Regions from separate parts of the Homo sapiens genome. Here all the other regions are linked to region 2. The links are chromatin contacts, found by Hi-C or POLR2A ChIA-PET in ENCODE. All regions are on one chromosome and are shown on one strand. Each heading gives the region's core, a stretch centred on a gene start or an enhancer-like site at or near the end of the contact. The rest is flanking DNA. Distances are from core to core; before and after follow the strand shown. Region 1 overlaps UBAP1L (ubiquitin associated protein 1 like). Region 2 holds the start of PARP16 (poly(ADP-ribose) polymerase family member 16). Region 3 holds the start of IGDCC4 (immunoglobulin superfamily DCC subclass member 4). Region 4 has its middle 7.1 kb from the start of KBTBD13.

Region 1 (5,162 bases), core at 1,620-4,119, 190 kb before region 2:
ATGGTTGTCTCATGCCACTAAGTTTCGGGGTAGTTTGTTACACAGAAAGAGATGACAGAAACACCCCTATAACACTCATACCACTTCTTCTCCCAGGTATCTTGCCACTAGCACCTCTTTTTGGGCACTTTGGGGGCCCTCACTCCTCTGCAGGTGCTCTTACATTCTTGGCTTGTATCAGGGGTCAAGACCTGCTTCCAAATAGTAGCGTGGCTCAGAGTGCTGTCCTTGGAGTGTCATCATGAGTCTCCGCCATACTTCCAATAGAGTGAACTCTATTAGAAGAATAGAATGTGGGTGAGTAGAACCTGCGTGTGGTAGACTCTGTGATGTTCCATCCACACACCCTTTCACTGCAGGACTTACTGCCCCAGATGCTGGGAGAGCTGGGAGACACTCTTCAGTTGTCTGCCCCTTCAGGGATTACCTTAACTGCAGAGATCCACTTACCTCAGGTCACCCCCTTCCCACATGCAATGACTGATTGAGGCAGGGGTATAAAGGCCTGACCATCTCAGCCCCACTTAGGACAACCCTGAGGGGCCATAGATGCTCCAGAGCTGTGGGGTTGGCTGATGCTGTTGTTGGGCCTATGTCACAGCTCAAAAGGTGAAAATCATGTGGCCACTCACCTGGCTCCAGCATCACAGCTCATCAGCTCTGGGTCCCCCAACTCACCTGGCTCAGGCTCTGCCTCCCTGTCTTCTGCAGAGCTATGATGGCCCTTCGCAGGGGATATCCCAGGGCGACCACTGGCCCAATGAGGTCTTGCTCCTCCTGGCTCAGGGCGGACAGCAGGTCAGCCGCAGTATCAGGGTGTGACTTGTGGGGGTTGAGAGGTTGGGGTGCCCCCCCAAGAGGTGGCAGACAGGTGTACGGGCTGAGGGACTGAAATACAGACAGACTGGACATGTCAGTTACTACAGGAAGTGACACTCAGTTGGGCTGGACATTTTTAAAAATGCCTTTATGTACCACCTTCTGTACAGAGTGTAGGGGCTAATATTATGGAGGGCTTAGAGTCCTGCAGACCCCAGCTCTCTAATGCTTACTCAGTATACTCATATGAAAAATGAGGGCAATCCCTAAGCTACTTCACGGGACTATCAGGAGACTTAAATAAGACAATGTGAGGGACTGGGCGCGGTGGCTCATGGCTGTAATCCCAACACTTTGGGAGGCCAAGGCAGGTGGATCACCTGAGGTAAGGAGTTCGAGACCAGCCCAACCAACGTGGTGAAACCCTGCCTCTATTAAAAAATACAAAATTAGCCGGACGTGGTGGCACATGCCTGTAATCCCAGCTATTTGGGAGGCTGAGGCAGGAGAATCGCTTGAACCCGGGAGGCAGAGGTTGCAGTGAGCAGAGATCGCACCATTGCACTCCAGCCTGGGCAATAACAGCCAAACTCTGTCTCAAAAAAAAAAACAAAACAAAAAACAATGTCAGGAAAGTGACTAGTGAAAGAAATATGAGGTCCATTCTACTATCCCATTTTACAGACATTGAAATCAAGGTTCAGAAACGTTAATGACCTGATTAAGCAACACACGCTTGGTACCTCAACCCTACTTAGGTTTTATGCCCCACACCTTGGTGACAGATGAGCAGGGGTAGGTCTTCCCAACCAGGCCCTCCTTCTTGAATTTGGTTGGGCTGGGGTTTGGCAGGGCATGGAGCAGGGGAGGAACTGGGCACACCAGTTGAAACACACCCTGGATTAAGGAGGGTGACTTGAAGGCATTTCCATTGGTTTGGCCGGCATCGCCCCGAACCTTCTCCCATGAGGAAGTACCTCTCTGCCAGCCCTGAACGTTTCATCCTGTCCCCTCCTCCCAAGGAAAACACAGCTGCCGCCTGGCTCTTGGGGTGGAGTGTATATGTAACACACATGAATCCCCACCCATACGCATCTTCTCAGGGCTCTCCCTGCCACGACCTCACCCTAGGGTCTACCCTTTATTACCTCCAGGGTGGAGAACATCAAAGTTTAGGAGCTGAGTCTACTCTTGTGTCCTTGAAAAAGATTCTTTGCCACTCTGTGCCTCATTTCCATCATCTACAGAATACTGTCCCACCCCCACAGGGTTGTTATGAGAGTTAAATTCATCTTGGCCAGGGAAGAGCCATCCTGGCATCAACATCTGGTCTTGGATGTGGGCATGGCACATCACGCTTACAGAGCCTCTTCTCTACTATGTATGCTCTAAACAACCGTGTGAAGGGTTGTTGGCTCACAGTGCAGGTAGAGAAGGGGTGGTTCAGTGACTTGCCTAAGGTCACAAGCCGGTGCATGTAAGAAACCAGACCTCAGGTCTCTGTCTTGCAGATTGAATTCTACCTTGGCCTTATTCTGCAGCATCTCCTGGCCTGACTGTGGGGCTGCTGGGGGGCAGAAAGCTGTGCCCCGCTGCCACCTTCTGCTGCCAATCCTGACCCACCCCATGTTTTGTGGAGTCTGATACTTACATAATTTGGAAGGCACCTCACAGAAAAAGAACACACAATTATGAATACAAAATTGGGCACAAGGCCTTGGAAGAGACAAAGGGAGGAGCCTGAGGCTTAAGCTTCTGTGGTTTCACTGTAGGGTCACTTCTCCCTGCTCTTCAGGGTTCACTTCCTCCGTCCTGAAGCCTTCTCAGCCTATTGCAGCCCTGACGCTCCCTCAACACCTGATCCCGCTGTACAGTTCAGGGCCTGGTCCCACAACCCTCTTGGCCAACTCTTCATGTCCTGTGGTTTTGACACTCCCAAACCCAGTGTCTGGCAGGAAGTAACTGTGCATTGAATATTCCTTGATTGAGCCTCCAGCTCCCCTAGCTTATAGCAAACCTCAGCCAGTGGGAAGCCCTAGATTTGCGTTGCGTTCATCAATTCAACAGACATCCACTGAGCGCCCCCTATGGGTCAAGTCGGCAGCTGGGTGCTCTGGAAACAAAAATCAGTGCGATCCAGTCCCTGCCCTAAAAGAGCTCAACCTCGTTTAGAAGAGACAGGTCCTGGATAATTAAAACCACTGTGACCTGCTCCCTAAAAAAAAGCAAGGCAGGCACAGTGGGAAACGCGGGGAATGGGGGCTTCTGAGCAGGGACTACTCTACTCTAGTCAAAGGGCCGCAGGAGGACAACACGGTACAGGCCCAGGTGGGAGCAGGTCAAGGGAGGATGCAGGAGCGCGTGGAGTAGGGGACCGAGGCTGCGGGCTGGGCTGGACACCCAGATTATGGGGCCTGGGCTGCTGATTGGCGGCCTTGGAGGGGCGGGCAGAATCCTTACCGCGACCGTAGGCTTGTGGCTCCGCAGCGGGGGGATGGCGCCTGCCGTGGAGGGCCGCGGGGGCGACGCGGGGGCGGCGGGGTGCTGGGGCGCGGGCCCCGGGGGTGATGCAGACCTGGGGGACTGCGCAGGGCTCGGGCACAGGCTCAGCGCGCGGTGGCCGCGGAGGCCATGCAGGAGGGCGCGGGGCCGGGAGACCAGCTTCCCCTCGGAGAGCCGCCGCCGCGCCCCTGCCAGCTCCAACCGCACGCCGCGTAGCACGTCCAGCGAGCACAGGCGACGGCCGGGGCCGGGGCTCGCCGGGGAGCCCGGTTGGAGGCTGCTGGGGGCCGGCTCTTCCTCGCTGCCAGAGGAGGCTTCTGCCTCGTCCTCACCCTCCTCCTCCGGCCTCTCCTGGTGTCCGGCCTCCGGGTCTCTGATTGTGGTGGGCGCAGGCGCCAGCCCATGTTCGGGGCTGACTAGCAAGAGCCAGGCTGGAGGGGCTGACGCTGTCCCCGGGTCACCGCACTGGTACGGGCTGGGTCCCTGGCCGGCGGCCTCCACCCAGAAGAGTGCCGTCCTCTCCAGGCTGAAGTCGTGCTGCGGAAAGAAGGCGACGTAAAGCCCAGGGCAAACCAGGACCCCGGGGGCACAACACTAACCCCTGGCCTGGGGGACCCTGTTCAGCCAGAGACTCTCTAAGCCTGGACAGCGTCAGATTCTGAGCCCCGGGCTTCCATCACAGCCCACTCTACCCTGGGTTTTAGCTAACACTGTGGTCGATGGATACCAATAACAGTTTAATGGCAAACTGGCATAAATGACAAAGTGATGAATTCGTCAGTCGAATGAAATGTAATGAAACCCAACATCTAAATCCCTTTGCCATTCAGTATGTAGTTGAGCAAAAACTACTTAAAAATTTTCTCCAATAAAGCTTATTCTTAGCAAAGAAGCTTTCACCTGAGCCCAGCAGTTTGCCAATGAGTAGTCTGCCTTGGAGGCCCGCCCAGGCAGACAAACCTCCCTATGGAGTGATTCCTGTCCCCAGCCCCTTTGCTGCCACCAAGGTTACTTTGGGGTCCTGGAAATGTCATAACCACTAATCTTTGTGGAACTCTACTTAGTATGGTCTAGTGTCATTCCTATTTCCATATTATGAAAATGGAGCTCAGAACATTGAGTTTGCTAGAAGTTAGATTGGCAGTGAGTGGCTGAGCTGGTTTTCCTGTCGGTGGACCTGATTGTAGTGCTTTCTCCACTTCGTATCAGACCACCTAAAAAAGCAATCTGGAGTCCACATAAATAATCTAACTCTAGAGTTTATAAAATGAGGCAAAAATGACATATTCCTGTTCCCTACCTTTAAAATTAAGAACAGCAAACATAAGACTCCATCAAAAATATGTAAAAGTTTTAAAGGCAATTTGTTCTACCATGGCCAGTTAAGGAAGAAAGAGGCTAGGGGTTGGGGAGTGAGGCAGAAAGACAGGCACAGACACTCAGACACTTAGATCACAGGCACAGCTCCCTCTCACCCATGACCCTACCTTGGGGAGAGGAGCATAAGTTAGCTGCTCCAGTGTGACTCCCTGAGTTCCTCTCTGTATCTTCAGGGCCCAGGGCAGGCCTGGCCCAGAGTGGACATTTGTAAGTATGTGCAGAATAAATGGTTAGAGAAAGAGATTGGAGCAAAATAGATGGGTTGTGAAGGACAGAGAAGGCAAAAAGACTTCAGAACTAATGAGGCATACTTGGAGAGAAAGAAGCTAAGAAATAGCCAGCAGCACTCAGAGGGATTAAAAAAATACCAAGACCCAATAAAATGCCAACACTTGATTTTGGAACTATGCAAGATGATTCTAAACTTCATATAAAAACAAATAAGGGCTGGGCTCGGTGGC
Region 2 (4,845 bases), core at 71-2,570:
CACTTGACAGGTCCCAAAGATACATGGAGTTCAGTGTCTTTAATGAATATCAGCTATTGGCGATTTCAATTTTCTGCTTTTTATTGAATCGATTTTGGTAAGTTATATTTTTCTAGGCAATTCCAAACATTTGGATTATAAGGATAACTGATATCTTGAATGCTGACCCAGAGGTGAACTCTGCAAAAAAAGTGCCTGGTGAATCAGAGAAATAACAGCTTACATATGTACTGGATGTTACAGTTTATAAAAGTACTGCCCATAGATCACCTCATCTGAAGACCAATGTCTGGGCGGCTTTGGTGACTTTTTGGTGTCTAATTATTTGCAAAAGGATGGATAACTTTCTAGCTAAGCAAAACAGCTGATTCACATCAACCCTATTCCTGGCCAGGCTAGAAAATCTGTGGAGGACTATGCAACTATTCCTCACTTCAGTCCTCGGAGTCATTTGTCATTGACAGGAGAGAAGCAGCCACCAAGTGCCTTGGGAGTGAGCGTTGACATGAGGGTGTTAGCAGTGTTCTTAGCTCATGGAAACCTTCCCCAAGGCAAGGCAAGACCAAGCTGGGAATGGAAAGTCTGGCGGCTGTCATGTTTACTAATGCGGATGGAACTGCCTCTACCTGTGGTTCCACAGGGCACTTGGTCCAGGACGCAGTGGGCAGCGCCAGGACAAAGCACACTCACCAGGGCTTCAAAGTCCTTACAGTCGCCGCGGGCGTAGGACGCGGGGAAGGGCCGCAGCACCGAGTCGCGCTTGTAGCTCTGCAGGGCCGAGGCGAAGAGGCTGCACCGGAGGTCGGCGGCCAGCATGTCGCGGCCCGCCGCCTCCCTGGCGGCCGCCCAGCCTGAGGGCTGCATCCCAGGTCACTGCGCGTTGCCGGGGTAGACGCGCTGGTTAGGGGCAAGGGCGAGCGTGCGTTCAGCGCGGGGGCTGGGCCCGCGGACAATGGGCCGTCAGGGGCCGGGTTCCCAAGCCTGGGGTGGAGCTAGGCAGGGGGCTGAGATGACAGGGGTGAGAACGTGCCGACAAGTGTCCTCTGCCGGGGTCTGGGCCGCGGCTCGCCGCCGAAGAGAGAGACCGAGGCCTGGACCGCGGGTCGGCGGGGAGGTTGGGCCCAGGGATAAAGGAACTGGGGCTGGTGGGGGGGAGGGGTTCCCGGCCTAGGGGAAGGGCTATGACAATGGAATGACAACCGCGGGAACGTGCTGACACGTGTCCTCCGCGGAGGCCTGGGGCGGGAAGCAGCCCCCGGGGGACGGCGGGCAGAGCCCACTCTCCGCGACGGGCGAGGCTGCTGCGCCGCGCGCGCCTTCCTGCCCCGCCTCCCGCCGCGCCGCCGAAGTCCCGCCTCTCGCCAAGCTGCCCGCGGCGCCACCTGTCTTCCGCCTGCAGCTCACGTCCGCTTGCCTTGCCCGGCCTACCTCCCCTCCCGCCGCCGCGCTCCGCCCGGCCCAGCCGAGGGCCCGCCCCTTCGCGCCCCAGCCAGCTCCACCGTACGGGTTGTGCCCGCCCCTCCCAGACCCCGATCACCCGCAGCTACGAGAGTTGCCGCCGCCAGTGTGTGCCGGGCGACGTCGCCCACGCCCCTGCCAGCCATCCTCACAGCAGCAGCAGCCCTGGTAGAAATTGATGTGGGCACCCTCTCGACCCGCCCCTGTACTTGTCTTTGTCCCAGCTCTGCGGACTGAGCCTACCTCTCTTCCTTGGGGTATTAATGCTACCTATTGTCTCTCTTGAATCTTTTCCCTCCAAAACTGCACAGAAGGAGCCATTTAACACCCAGGGAAACTGAGGCTTAGAGTGCTGCAATGCTTGCCCAAGATCCCACAGCCAGATGGGTAAATCTAGGATTCACACCGAGATCTTTGGAAAACCAAAAGACTTTTCCTCTGCTTTTCAGCCTCCAGAATTCTCTGAATTGCTTAAGTCTCTGGCCTCAAATGCCCCAAGATCCTCCTTGGGAGACCTCTCTGACAGGGAGCTTGGGGGAGAGCAGAGGGGCATTGACTTAACTCTGCTGGAGGGTAAGGACTAGACTCCCATCCCCTCTCCCTACTCAGAACCTTCATTAGAGAAAACCCCAAAGTGTGACCTCATGGTCACATGCAAATCTAAACACAGACCATTGTGCTTAAACCAACACACCGCACACACTCCTACCCTGCAGGATCTTCTGAGGAAGAAACTTCTCCTTCTGCATCCAGGCTGTGCTGGGCCCTGGACTCAGAGGAGAGGTGGTCCCATGCCATTGGATTGCATCTATGACTTCGGGAGGTAGGGCGAAGACTGGTCCCCCAGACACCACAGAGCTTCCCATCTTCTTTTGCCAGGTAAAGGTTGGGGGCTGCTCCCAGGAGCCCACATCAAATCTGTTTGCTCTGAGGCCTAGAACCACAAGGCCCCTAGTGCTTCAAAAGCCATGGGGGTTCTCATAGGACCCAGGAACTCTAAGGTGGCTTCTGAAGCTCAGACCCCAGGAAGGGAGAGCTTGGAGTGGGTCAGGAGACCAGGGAACCATCTCTCATTCCACCTCTTCTTCATTGCAGGCCCTTAGACAAAAGCCACCCTCTGATACCTCCTTGGCCTCAAGAATTGTTTGTTGGGTGGATATATAAAATTTGCTTATCTGAAGATATTTGTCACATATGATATGAGAATCATAGTGATAATATTCACATCACAGGGTGGTGTGGAAGGGCCTCTGATGGCCAGCATTCTCATGACTTAGCTCATGCAGAATATTAGAATTCTTTTTAATTCTTGTCAATTCCATAGACACAAAGTTGAATTTCATTATAGTTTTAATTTGCATTTACTTGATAGTGAAACTGAATGTTCTTATGTTTACTTTATTCTTCTAGATTTTATCAGAATTTGCTAAGGTGGTCTCAGAACCACATTTCTTGTGGAGGGGTTTCAGCCCTGCTTATATAAATTTGATATAATCCACAGACCATACAATTCACCCATTTAAAGTGTACAATTTAATAGTTTTTAGTACATTCACAGATATGTGAAACTGTCACAATCAATTTTAGAATATTTTTATCACCTCAGAAAGGAACTCTCTACACCTAGTCTATCAATGCTCTACCCACCCTACCATGTCGCCCACTCCTAAGCAATCACCAACATGTTTGTTTTTTGTTTAAGAGACTGGGCCTCACTGTTACCTCGGCTAGAGCACAGTGGCTATTCACAAGCATGATCATAGCACATTGCAGCCTAGAACTTCTGGCCTCAAATGATCCTCCCGGCTCAGCCTCCAGAGTACCTCAGACTACAGGCTCACACCACCACACCTGGCTTAGAGAACACATTTTGTTTACTCCTGTCCTTTTAAATTCATTGAGGTTTGTCTATTGCCTAGCATATGGCCTATCCTGGAGAATGTTTCATGTGAATGTATATATTCTGCTGCTGTTAGGTCAAGTGTTCTATGGATGTCTGTTAGGTCTAGTTGATTTATATTGTTTTCAAATCTTAGATTTCCTTGTTGATCTTCTGTTTATTCTATTCATTATTGAAAGTGGGGACCAGGCACGTGGCTCACACCTGTAATCCCAGCACTTTGGGAGGCCGAAGTGGGCAAATCACCTGAGGTCAGGAGTTCGAGACCAGCCTGGCCACTATGGTTAAACCCTGTCTCTAATAAAGATACAAAAATTAGCCAGGCATAGTGGCACGTGCCTGTAGCCCCAGCTACTCGGGAGGTTGAAGCCCGAGAACTGTTTGAACCTGGGAGGCGGAGGTTGCAGTGAGTTGAGATCATGCCACTACACTCCAGCTTGGGTGACAGAGTAAGATTTCATCTCCCAAAAAAAAAAAAAAAAAAAAAAAAAAAATCACTGACAGGAAAGATATCCACCTGAACAGGTTTTTAATGCCGATGAACATGCCCTATTCTGAAAGAAGATGCCACAAAAGACACTTATTAGTAAGGAAGAAAATCGAGCACCAGGATTTAAGGCAGAAAGGGATAGGCTGACTATTGTTCTGTGCAAATTTGGTCAGGTTTATTATCAGAACTTCCCTTATCTGTAAAGCTGATAACCCCCAAGCCTTGAAGAGAAAAGATAAACACAAGCTGCCACTCTTGGTACAACAAGAAGGCCTGGACAAGAAGAACCCTTCCTCTGGATTGGTTGAATGCTTTGTCCTTGAAGTCAGGAAGTATTATATCTTGCCAGTAAGGAGCTGCCTTTTATTTATTGAGACGGAGTCTTGCTCTGTTGCCCAGGCTGGAGTGCAGTGGTGCGATCTTGATCTTGGCTCACTGTAACCTCCACCTCCCAGGTTCAAGCAATTATCCTGCCTCAGCCTCCCGAGTAGCTGGGATTACAGGTGTGTGCCGCCACGCTTCGCTAATTTTTATATTTTTAGTAGAGATGGGGTTTCATGATGTTGGCCAAGCTGGTCTCGAACTCCCAACCTCAAGTGATCCACCTGCCTCAACCTCCCAAAGTGTTGGGATTACAGGCGTGAGCCACCATGCCCGGCCAGCAGGAGCTTTTCAAGTTCTTTTGATATTGGACAATGTTCTTGGCCACCCGGAACCCCGAGTTCAACACTGAAGGTGCAAGTGGTCTACTTGCCTCTGAATAGGGACGATGTCTGTAATTCATCCTCTAGATCACGGGGTCATAAGAATCTTTAATGCTTATTACACCCAGTACTCTATGGAAGGGATCGTCAACACTATGGGAGAGGACCTCAACCAAGAGAACATCATGAACGTCTGGAAGGATTACACCATTGAAGATGTTGTAGAAAAACATGTGAAGGCCATCAAACCTGAAACAATAAATTCATGCTGGAGAAAAATTGTGTGCAGATGT
Region 3 (4,671 bases), core at 1,262-3,761, 140 kb after region 2:
CAGCCCCACCCAATCCATCCTCCACACTGGCTGGAATGAGATGATGCAAAGCTGATTTTAAATCCTGTCAAGGGCTCATGGGGACTCTCAGGCCAGAAACCTTGGTGGGCCCTGTAAAGCCCTTTGTGAGCTGGATCTAGCTCCCCTCTTCAGCCTCCTGTCTTGATACTCCCTGACCCCTTTCCATGCTTCCCTCACCTGCCCCCCATCCACCCCTTGTCCCTAAACTCCAGCTAGATTTAGTTTAATCCAATGATCTCAACTAAATCACCTCTGAACTTTGCACATGCTGTTCTCTGGAAAACTGTCCCCATCATCATTCTCCTTCTACAGGGCTAACTCCATGTCGAGCTCTACTACTCATCACTTTCTTCAGGAAGCTTTTGCTGACCTTCCCAGATCGGTGTAGGAGCCCCTCCTTCCTGCGTCTTCCCCAGCACTTCAGGGGACTTGTCAGTTTCCCCCTCCACCAGACTGAAAGCTTTGCACCAGGGATCAGGTCTGCCTCCTTATTTACTATATTCTAGGCACTAGGCACAAGCTAGCCTATAAAAGGTGCTCCATAAATATTTGTTGAACGAATGAATGACCTCAGTACAGATCAGGGTGGCTAGTCATGACTCGACTGGAGTGTCCCCCGGCCTGCTGAGATTTGGAGGACCAGGGCAAGCTGTTGTAGCCACTCACACTGCAACCAAGAGACGCCGCAACTCGGTCCCTCGCCTGCTTTGTGCGTTCGGGAGCAGGGAGAGGCCAGGGAAGCTGGGTCCCTCGCGGCAGGTCCTAAAGGTATTGAATAATGCGCCGGTGCGGTTCCCAGCCCTGATGCCGTTTAGCTGGGTGACCCTGAGCTCGTTCCAGGAGCCCTAGGAATAGCGGAAGGTGGGGCAGGGGAACTATTCCTTAATCCCCTGAGCTCTGGGAAGACAGACCTCTCTCTGACACTTCCCCGCCCCTTTCACCTGACAAGCCAGGGCCTCCAGCTCCTCTGGCCCAGCAGCCGAGACCCAGCCTCGCGGCGGCCTCCAGCTTAATCCGCTGTTGGGGCTGGAAAGGGGCGTGTCTTTGTAGGGACAGAAGGGGTCCGAGGAGTTCCCGGCACTTTCCCACCCGCTGTTTGGTTTTCCTGGAGATGGGCCTGGGGCTGGCCAGGCGGAGGCTCCTTCCCCCCGCCTCCCTCCCACGTGGCCTGGCTGAGTCTCTCTGGAAAGCCGCAGCAGCTGGAGAGAAATCCCCCTCCCCACCCCCACCTCCAAGTCCCTCCCCGACTCTCCCCGGACACATCCTCAGCTCCCCCCTCCGCGGGGAAGGCAAGAACTAGGCGAACAAAGCGGCCAGCCCATCCCCCTCCCAGCCCTGCCACCTACACTCCCCATGAGCCGCCCCCAAACGCACACCGGACAGGAAGCGACAGAGCTGTGGGTGGAAGCCGCAGCCCTAGACACACACCCTTGGGGACTTCGCTATCCCCTCCCCAGCCCTTTCTCCAGCTTGGACAACTCTGACTTACCCCGTACCCACTCCGCACTGGGCTGCGGACTGGATGAGGCCCTGCTGACCTCGTCCACGCTTCCCTGGTCGGTCCCTGGGGGGTGGGGCCGGGGTGACACGCGTCCCATCGTGAGAACAAGCGCTGGACATGTCCACGAAAGCAAATGGTTTCCTGCCCCCTCCCCCAGTCCACTGCTGGCCACAGGTTTTGGGGAGCAACACCTCCCTCTACCCCTCTCTAACCGGCCCCAGGGACCACACCCACTGGGCAAAGTTGAGTGTTGTTTTATCACCACCACCCCCAGTCAAACGGGATCCATCGCTCTGTCCCCCACTATGGGCAAGGACACTTCCCAAATGCCAAGGCCAAATATTAGCTCAGCCCCATAAACACAATTGCACACGCACCCGACCCAAATGGAGGTGCAGACACAACCCCAGTTCCCTCCTCTTTTACACACACTCTCAACCCAAGACACGCGCAGGCAAGGCAGAGCCCGCCCCGCGAAAGCCACCGACACCGCAGCTACCCGCCCCGCCGATGCCACGCCGCGACCATGGCACGCACTGCGGACACGACAGGAGCACTCCCAACACACACACACACACACACACACACACACACACACACGACTCCAGACTCTGCGAACCAAAGGCACACACCCACTGCGGACAAGCACGCCCCACAAACGCCCCCCGGCCGCAGCTCGCAGACCCCCGCGCAGGCATCGCGGGCACCTGGACGCGCAGCCCCCGCACTTGCTCGGGACTCCGGCTTGAGCCAGCCCCGCAGCCCGATGCAGACCAGGGCGCGGGCGCACCAGCACTCCGCAGTCGCTCCTGCCTCTCCGGGCGCCCGCCCTTACCGCGCGCGGCCAACAGGCAGAAGGTCAACGCGAGGAGCCCGCGGCCGCGGCCGGCGTCCCCCCGCGCCATGGGGCTGGGCTCGGGCCGCCGCCGCCGCCGCCGCCTCCCCGTGCTTCGGCCGCCGCCGCGGGGGGAGAGCGCGCCGGGCGTCAGTGGCCCGGGGAGGCGCGGCGCCGCGGGCGGGGGCGCGGCCTCGGGGGCCCGGGCCCGAGCTGGGGCCGGCGCGGGGGCCAGGGCCGCTGCCGCCTCACCCGCCCCTCCATCGCCATCTTGGGCGAGCGGCCCGGGAGGGGGCGCCCGGCGAGTGTGGCCACCCTGGCCCCGCCGGGGACCCTGCGCCCGCGCGCCACGGCCCTGCGCCTCGCGGGGGCTCCTCTCGGCCCGGGTCTGTGTCCCGGTGCCTCGCCCTCTCCGGGTCGCCGCGGGCCCCCGTGAGGCCGCCTGTTGCTGGGTCTGTCTCTTAGTCTCCCCGTCTCTGAGTCTTCTGGTCTCTCTGCCTCAGCGTCTCTATTTCTTCTCCCTGTTGCTGCCTCGGGGTCTCCACCTCCGTTCCAGGCTCAGGGGAGGCAGATTCAGGGCCACGGTCTTTGTCCAGATGGCCCCCTTGCCACCCGAGCCCAGTCCATTCCAGCCCAGGTCCTGGCCTGAATGCTGGTTCGCTTCTCCACACGTTGCGCCAGCCCACCTGCGGAGATCTTGATAGTCCTATCTGCCATCCCAAACCAAGGGCTTCTCTTGGCCTCCTTCCCTTGCTCTGGCAGTAACTAACACAGGCAGGACACTTTTACACTACCTTCAAGCACTACCATATTCAGATGTCGCCGCATGGGGAAACTGAGGCTGGAGAAGGTGAAGTGACTTGCCCAAGGACAGGAGGCTAGGGAGCAGCAGATACAGGACCTGAACCTTGGTTTTCTGACTTCGGAAGGTCATCTCCACTCCCTCACCCTGCCTCTGCTGTCCAGCATTTACTGAAGTACCCTTTTTCTCATTCTTCAACGGTACTTTCTCTAACCTACCTAGCCAGACTGTTTGCCTCAGTATCCCGCAAATATTTCTTGTTCTACAGCCAAGGGTTCAATTGTCAGGCTAGGGTGGGGAAAAGAGTACAGATTCAATGACCTAGTTAAGGTCCTTTCCAACTCCAAGATGCCATAGTTCTTCCCTTCCCTGTGTCTCTAAGTGTTCCTGTGACTTAGAGCCATCTTGTCTCTACACCTGTCTGTTGTCAGTTAACCCTCAATAATCACTGGCGCTTTGCATATCTAACAGGCCTGGCGTTTATTCATTCATTGCCACGCCCCATCTTCACTTGCCCTATCAGCAGCATTTGACTTAGTGAATCACTCCCTCTTCCTTGAAACACTTGCTTCCCTTAGTGATCTCATCTGGTCCTCAAGGCTTTAAAGAGCATCTTTATGCTAATGATGCCCAAATGTATACTTTCAGCCTAGACCATCTTTCCTGAACCCTGGACTTCTGTATCCAGCCATCCAGGCCCCAGTTCCTTTAGCTGTCTAGTAGACAAACTCATCCTGATCTTTTCTATCAATCTTTCTCCTCCCACAGTCTTCCTCATCTCAGTTCCTTTCCTGTTGCCCAGGTCAAAAATGTAGAGGCCAGGCTTGGTGGCTTACGCCTGTAATCCCAGCACTTTGGGAGGCCGAGGTGGGAGGATCGCTTGAGGCCAGGAGTTCAAGACCAACCTGGCCAGCATAGCGAGACCCCCATTTCTATTAAAAAAAAATGTAGAGTCATCTCCTACTCTTCATGTTCAGATGCTTCACCCTCCACTTTCTCACTGTGGCCTTGGTCCAAGACCCGTCGCCTCTCACCTGGATTGTCACAGCAAACTCCTCACTGATCTTTTTCTGTCCTTGTCCTCCTTGAGTGTTTTCTCAATACAGCAGCCAGAGTGCTCCTGTTAAAATGAGATCATGCCACTTCTCTGCTAGAAACCCACCAGCGGCTCCTATGTCAGAGCAAAAGCCAAAGTCCTTATTGTGACCCACAAGGCCTATCTGATCTGTAGGCTTGCTCTACCTCTCTGACCTCCCCTTCGACACCACCCCCTGTGCTCACCACCTCTCCAGCCACACCATCCTCCTTGCTGTAACTTGATCGCGGGCAGCCTCCTCCCCTCCAGCCTCAAGACCTTTGTCCGGCCAGTGCAAGTCTAGAGATCTGTTCCCTCATACTGGATACCATAAAGGCTTTCTCACAGCCTCACCCCCTACTCTTCCTATCCTCCTTCCCTGCTGTCTATTCTTGTCTTTAACTGTCACTTTCTTTTTTATTTTATTTTCTTTCTTT
Region 4 (4,821 bases), core at 36-2,535, 200 kb before region 2:
TACTTGAGCTTTTGAGAATTTTAAGTGGCAGATAGTTTGGCAACACCCCTACTCCCGCAGCTTAATGGAGGGAAAAAAGCTCAACGGTCATGTGATTAGAAGAGGCTCGTTAGGTAGTGGCAGAACCTGGCTGTGAACCCAGGGCCACAGGCTTGTCTTCTGTGCTACATGCCTGCTTGGCCGACATCCTGAGATGGACAGGGTGTTTCCAATGGTCTCCTTAACACTCCCTCCGTTTTGCCTTTCTCTATGTATCCCCACCTCTTTTGGGGGTTCGTTTGTTCCCTTGGACTCAGCCCTTTCTCTTCCCTCTTCCATAGGAAAGTTAACTAGTTCTCTTCCCTTAGGATAGACCTGGGAGACCAGTAGCCCCGTTCAGCCCAGGTAATGACTGGTTTAGGCCCTGGGGGATATTTGCACGTTCACTGATACTTCCCTCGTCTCAGGAAGTGTGGGGAAGCTTTGTAACCCAGCCCACCTTCTCTGTCTAAGGGTTCTCACAGTTAAGGCTTTGTTCCACCCACAGTCAGCATGTGTCACCACTGCCCACCACCCTCAGCAGGGATGGTGACTGTGCCTGGGGTGCCTGTGAGGAAACCAGCAGAAAGCCAGAATGGCTGGCTCACCCAGAGTCACACAGGCAGTTAAGTGGAAGAGCAGGGACTTGAACTCAGGACTTGGGATTCTCAGCCTCTCATTCCCCGGCATCTCGGCTTGACTATTGCATGAAGGTGTGGGGGGCACAAACCAGGTGCAGCTGGGCAAATTACAGAAACACTTAGGAGTTACTGAGCTCAGAGGGCTGGATTTGAAATCTCTCTGTCCCAGCCCAGAGGTTTACTCTGAGAAGTCCGTCCTTTCTGAGAGGCCTACACTCACACAGCTTAAAGCTGCAGGGATCATTTTCCTGAACCTGGTGGCAGCCCTGCAGCCCAACTCTCTGGAGTTCTCTCCAGTCTTCCACAAACGTTCTCCTTGCCCCTGACTCCAGATGTCCTGCACCCCAAGCCTTCCTCTCCCTGAAATCATCCTATGTGGTTTATATAGCCCGCCTGGCAGAGGCAGAGAAGCTGCCCCACCCCTGTCCACCAAGGACCTGCTTCCTTGCTGGCTTCCCTTCAGTGTGCTCACAGGGCAGCCAGAGCCATCCTAGTTCAACAAAATGCCAGTCAGAGCCTGGTGCGCCCCCTCTGAAAGGCAAAGTCCTTTCAGACTCTCCCACCCTGTTTCCTCCCTGACTTCATCTCCTCCCACTCCTCTCTGGCCTCATTGCTCCTCAGACGCACCAGGCACACTCCGGGCTCAGGGTGTGTGGCTGGTGTCCCTCTGCCTGCGCACTGCCTCAGCCCCACCCCACTTCCTGCAGGTCTTGGCTCAGATGTCACTTCGATCCTACAGACTCTCCTAACCTCCCTACTTAAAATCTACCTCCCCCTTCTCTACATGTTCTCCTCCCTTTTCCTGTTTTATTTTTCTGCATAGCTTTTAGCATCATCTTCCATGCTATCTTTTCACTTGTTTGCTGTTGGTTTTCTCCTACTAAAATTTGAGCTCCACGAAGGCAGAGGGTTTTTTCTGTTTTGTTCACTGCTCTCTCATCAGGACCCAGAAAAATGACTAGAACGTAGTAGGCAGCTTAAGAGATGATTTATTTAGTAGGGACTTAAGAAATATTTGTTGAATGAATGAATGGCACTCAACGGATGTTTGTTGAAAGAATGCATTAATGAATTGATCAGTCAATCAAGGAAACTCCATAGGAAAGGTACAGAGAAAGGCTCTCAGATTTCAGAGGACAGGAGTATCATTTCTGGCAGGGCTGTGGCAGGTGGCCAGGGAAGACTTTTCTGTGGAGGTGACGAGCTGTCAAGTTTGCAGTCCACCTTGGGAAGAGTGGGATCTGAAAAGAGCAGCCGCTCACCGGTCACTTTTCTTTCAAGGGAAGGGAGGAAGCTGGGATTAGAAATGCTAATCATCCCTTGAAGAATGGCTCCTCTTGGCGGCGGAATACACACAGGGCTGCTCTGTTTATTTTCCTTTGGCCTCAAGGAGCTGGGGCCTCTTTTTCATCCTAATTGCTTTGCTTCAAGTTGCTGTCACATCCCAGGAACGGCAGCAAATTAACTGTGCTGGTGGGAGACACAGCTGTCAGAAGACAGGCTGGCCCCAGCAGGCCAGTAATAGGCATGGGATACAGGACCCCCCTAGAGGAGGTCTTGTCCCAGCAGCGTCCTCTGCAGCCCTCATGATTCTGCCCCAGCTGGACTGGGGAAGCATGAAAAGAGGGAGCCCTTCTCTCTGGCATTCGAGTAACTAACAAAGGGAAAATGGGCCTTTTGTTGGGCTGCAGGGTCTTGGAGCAGGGTATAAGCCTCTAGTTCCACCCCTCTCTTCACAGGGAAGGAAAGCCAGGTCGCAGGTTAGGGGAAAGCAACTTTCCTGGAGACAAAGCAATGCAAGTGGACCACCCAACCTAAAGCCTGCTTCTCTGGAATCCTCCTCCCATCCTAACATGTTATTTCCTGTGCTGCCTTCCAGGGCACTCATGAAAGAGCTTCCCCATGGTGACCCATCATCAGGCTGCCCTCCCTGATTCCAGGCTTCCATCCTTATTTTTTCTAGGAAAGTTCCTCTACACACACACCCCATTCAGCACGCAGATTCAGCAGATGGAGACAAAGGAGTTAGTCTCTAATGGTATTTGGGCACCTGGGCCCTTCAGATCACACACTCATGCGTACACACACACAATTTTGCCAACTCTATAGGAGGTCAGAAACCATTCGCCCAACATGCTTCTCTTTCCAGGTAACATATTTTCATTCTAACAGGAGTCTTACAAAAATACGCCTAACTGCAAAGTCCTGATTAGCAAAGGTAATTTCAGGTGCTCAGAGAGGGAGCTAGCACTGGGTTGCGGTGGAAACGAGGGACTGAGGACTTTGTAGGTGCCACTCTGCAGAGGGACAGTGCTGCCTGCCTGCCAGCTGATTTTGCAGTCAAATGCTGGCTCTGACAGGGACTTCTGTTTGACCATGGGTAAATTCCTTAAAGTTGCTGAAATGAATGAAGGTGTCTCAACTCTAACCGGAGATGATAATTCCAGGAGGGTTGTCCTGAGAGTGAAATAAGAGCTTCTAGACCAGCATACGCAATCCTCACCTTCCAAGTTCCTTGCCCTGGTTCCTCTTCACACTTTCCCCTCCACCCATTATTGACACCCTTACTGTTTGGAAGGCACAGTTTTGGTGAATGGACTGTGTTCCAGCAGTCTGTGCTTATCGCTCATGACACAGCAGGATGGCATCCAGGGGACCTGGGTCCATATTCCAGCTCCACTTGCCAGCTGTGTGATGTTGGGCAAATGGAGATGATGATGAGAGACTGTTATAGAGTCTCTGTGCAGATTATGTGAAGTGCCTGTAGTGGGGCCAGAGAAATAGGCTGGAGTCTGAGTGTGAAGAGCCTTGAATGCCAGGCTGGAGAACTTGGGCTTTATTCTGTAGGAAGTGGGGAACCACAGTAAGTTTTTGAGGCAGTAAGTGTGACCGACAGAGCTGCTTTTTGTATTCAGATAGCAAGCCCCTCATCCAGCCCTGGGCTGACGGCTCCTTGTCCCTGCAGATCAGCTTGTCCCTCCAGATCAGCTCCTTTCTCCTGCTCCGCACCCCGAGAGGTGGTCCTGTCTGGGTGATATCACTGGACTCCCTTGACTGGCTCCCAGTACAGAGCAGCAGCAAAAGGTGGGAAGTGGGGAGGCGTATGGAGTCAGGGAACTTAGTTCCTGGCTCCCTCCCTGTGGGGTGATCTTGCACTGACCTTTTTCCTTCACTGACTCAAGTCCCCGCCACTGTCAGCTGGTCTTTTCCTTACAGCCGTCTGTCTCCAGGCTGAGGTGGCTGCCCCCTTCCCTCCTGCGCAGACGCAGGAGTGGTGAAGCCCCAAGCTCACTAGCCTGGTGCTATCCCTTAGGGGCCCTCCACCCTTTGTGAACAGCCTCTTTCCTCAACCCTCCTCTAGTGACCTGATTTGAGTGTGCCATCTCTTTCCTGTCAAGACCCTGCTGGACATGTGCCCTGTCCCCTCTGACCCTCAGCTCTCTGGGCTGTGTTACCAAGTGGCTTGGCTGGGGCACAGTGTACTGGAAAATGCCCATCTCAGTGCCTCTGCCTGATCACACAGTTATGGGAACCAGAGGAATGTCTTACAGGCAGAGGTGGCGCCTCCGTGACCGGAAGCCAGGGCCTTGCCTCCCAAGGCACTTGAATTTGAGGGGGAAAAGATTGACCTTTAGAAGCTCTCCGAGGAGTGGCTGGGAATGGAAACAGAACCAGATGGCATGAGCTCCAGAGTGCACAGCTTCTGTCACCCCCTCCCAAGTGAGGGGCCAGGCAGGCCTGCAGCCCCGGCCTCCACCACCCTGGCTGGACCGGACCATTACAAGATTTATCCAAGGGGTCCTGCAAGGTACATAGAGGGAGCCCTGGGGATCCTTGCTTCAGGCCCAGCCCTGCCACCTGTTTGCTGGGTGACATGGGGCTGGTTGCATCACCTTTCTGAGCCCCAGTTTGTATCTGTGGTTGAGATGTGTCTGGTGCATACATTTGCTGTGGGGTCAGGTGGGGGAACGTGTGTGCCGGCTCACTGTGAAGGGAGCCAGTGTAGTGGCAGGGAGGCTCCAGCTGCGGCTCAGACTTCCTGGATTCTAATCCAGTTCTAATACTTTCTGACTGTGTGATCTTGAGCAGTTGCTTAACCTCTCTGAGCCTCAGGTGGGCATCTGTCAGGACAGCAGAACCTAAACTGAAAGGGCTGTTGGGA

Evidence for each region. A loop is a pair of places that touch in the nucleus more often than their neighbours do. ChIA-PET counts read pairs that join two places held with the same protein, here RNA polymerase II (POLR2A). Pooled maps may share reads with other maps.
Region 1: a loop to region 2 is called in a pooled map, with 2.6 times the contacts of the local background. The contact joins the enhancer-like site here to the promoter of PARP16 in region 2. A Hi-C loop is called at or near these places in 4 of 50 pooled maps. POLR2A ChIA-PET finds 5 or more read pairs at or near these places in 6 of 52 experiments (A673, B cell, K562 and 3 more).
Region 3: a loop to region 2 is called in a pooled map, with 2.1 times the contacts of the local background. The contact joins the promoter of IGDCC4 here to the promoter of PARP16 in region 2. A Hi-C loop is called at or near these places in 1 of 50 pooled maps. POLR2A ChIA-PET finds 5 or more read pairs at or near these places in 6 of 52 experiments (GM12878, H1, HEK293 and 3 more).
Region 4: POLR2A ChIA-PET joins it to region 2 with 11 read pairs in activated CD8-positive, alpha-beta memory T cell. The contact joins the enhancer-like site here to the promoter of PARP16 in region 2. A Hi-C loop is called at or near these places in 1 of 168 maps with a recorded cell type or tissue (CD8-positive, alpha-beta T cell) and 5 of 50 pooled maps. POLR2A ChIA-PET finds 5 or more read pairs at or near these places in 6 of 52 experiments (Caco-2, WTC11, activated CD8-positive, alpha-beta memory T cell and 2 more).

What each region holds. Positions count from the first base shown.
Region 1 is chr15:65,098,827-65,103,988 of GRCh38, forward strand. UBAP1L (ubiquitin associated protein 1 like) reads right to left here. Exons shown (of 6, transcript NM_001163692.2): 3 at 3,280-3,858; 4 at 679-888. Among named protein-coding and RNA genes, the nearest start is that of UBAP1L, 14 kb to the right of the region's middle. Within about 2 kb of position 2,870, at least 3 of the 41 ENCODE cell types and tissues checked have a DNase peak (open chromatin) inside an H3K27ac peak, as active enhancers do.
Region 2 is chr15:65,285,563-65,290,407 of GRCh38, forward strand. PARP16 (poly(ADP-ribose) polymerase family member 16) reads right to left here and starts at 1,321. Exons shown (of 6, transcript NM_001316943.2): 1 at 691-1,321. The coding sequence starts at 864. SNORA24B (small nucleolar RNA, H/ACA box 24B) reads right to left here and starts at 29; the gene lies at 1-29. RefSeq lists a silencer at 1,006-1,565 and an enhancer at 1,716-1,765.
Region 3 is chr15:65,420,436-65,425,106 of GRCh38, forward strand. IGDCC4 (immunoglobulin superfamily DCC subclass member 4) reads right to left here and starts at 2,512. Exons shown (of 20, transcript NM_020962.3): 1 at 2,358-2,512. The coding sequence starts at 2,427. RefSeq lists enhancers at 1,415-1,524, 1,545-1,814, 2,790-3,324.
Region 4 is chr15:65,081,411-65,086,231 of GRCh38, forward strand. No RefSeq gene overlaps it. Among named protein-coding and RNA genes, the nearest start is that of KBTBD13, 7.1 kb to the left of the region's middle. RefSeq lists enhancers at 3,407-3,932, 4,461-4,821. Within about 2 kb of position 1,286, at least 8 of the 41 ENCODE cell types and tissues checked have a DNase peak (open chromatin) inside an H3K27ac peak, as active enhancers do.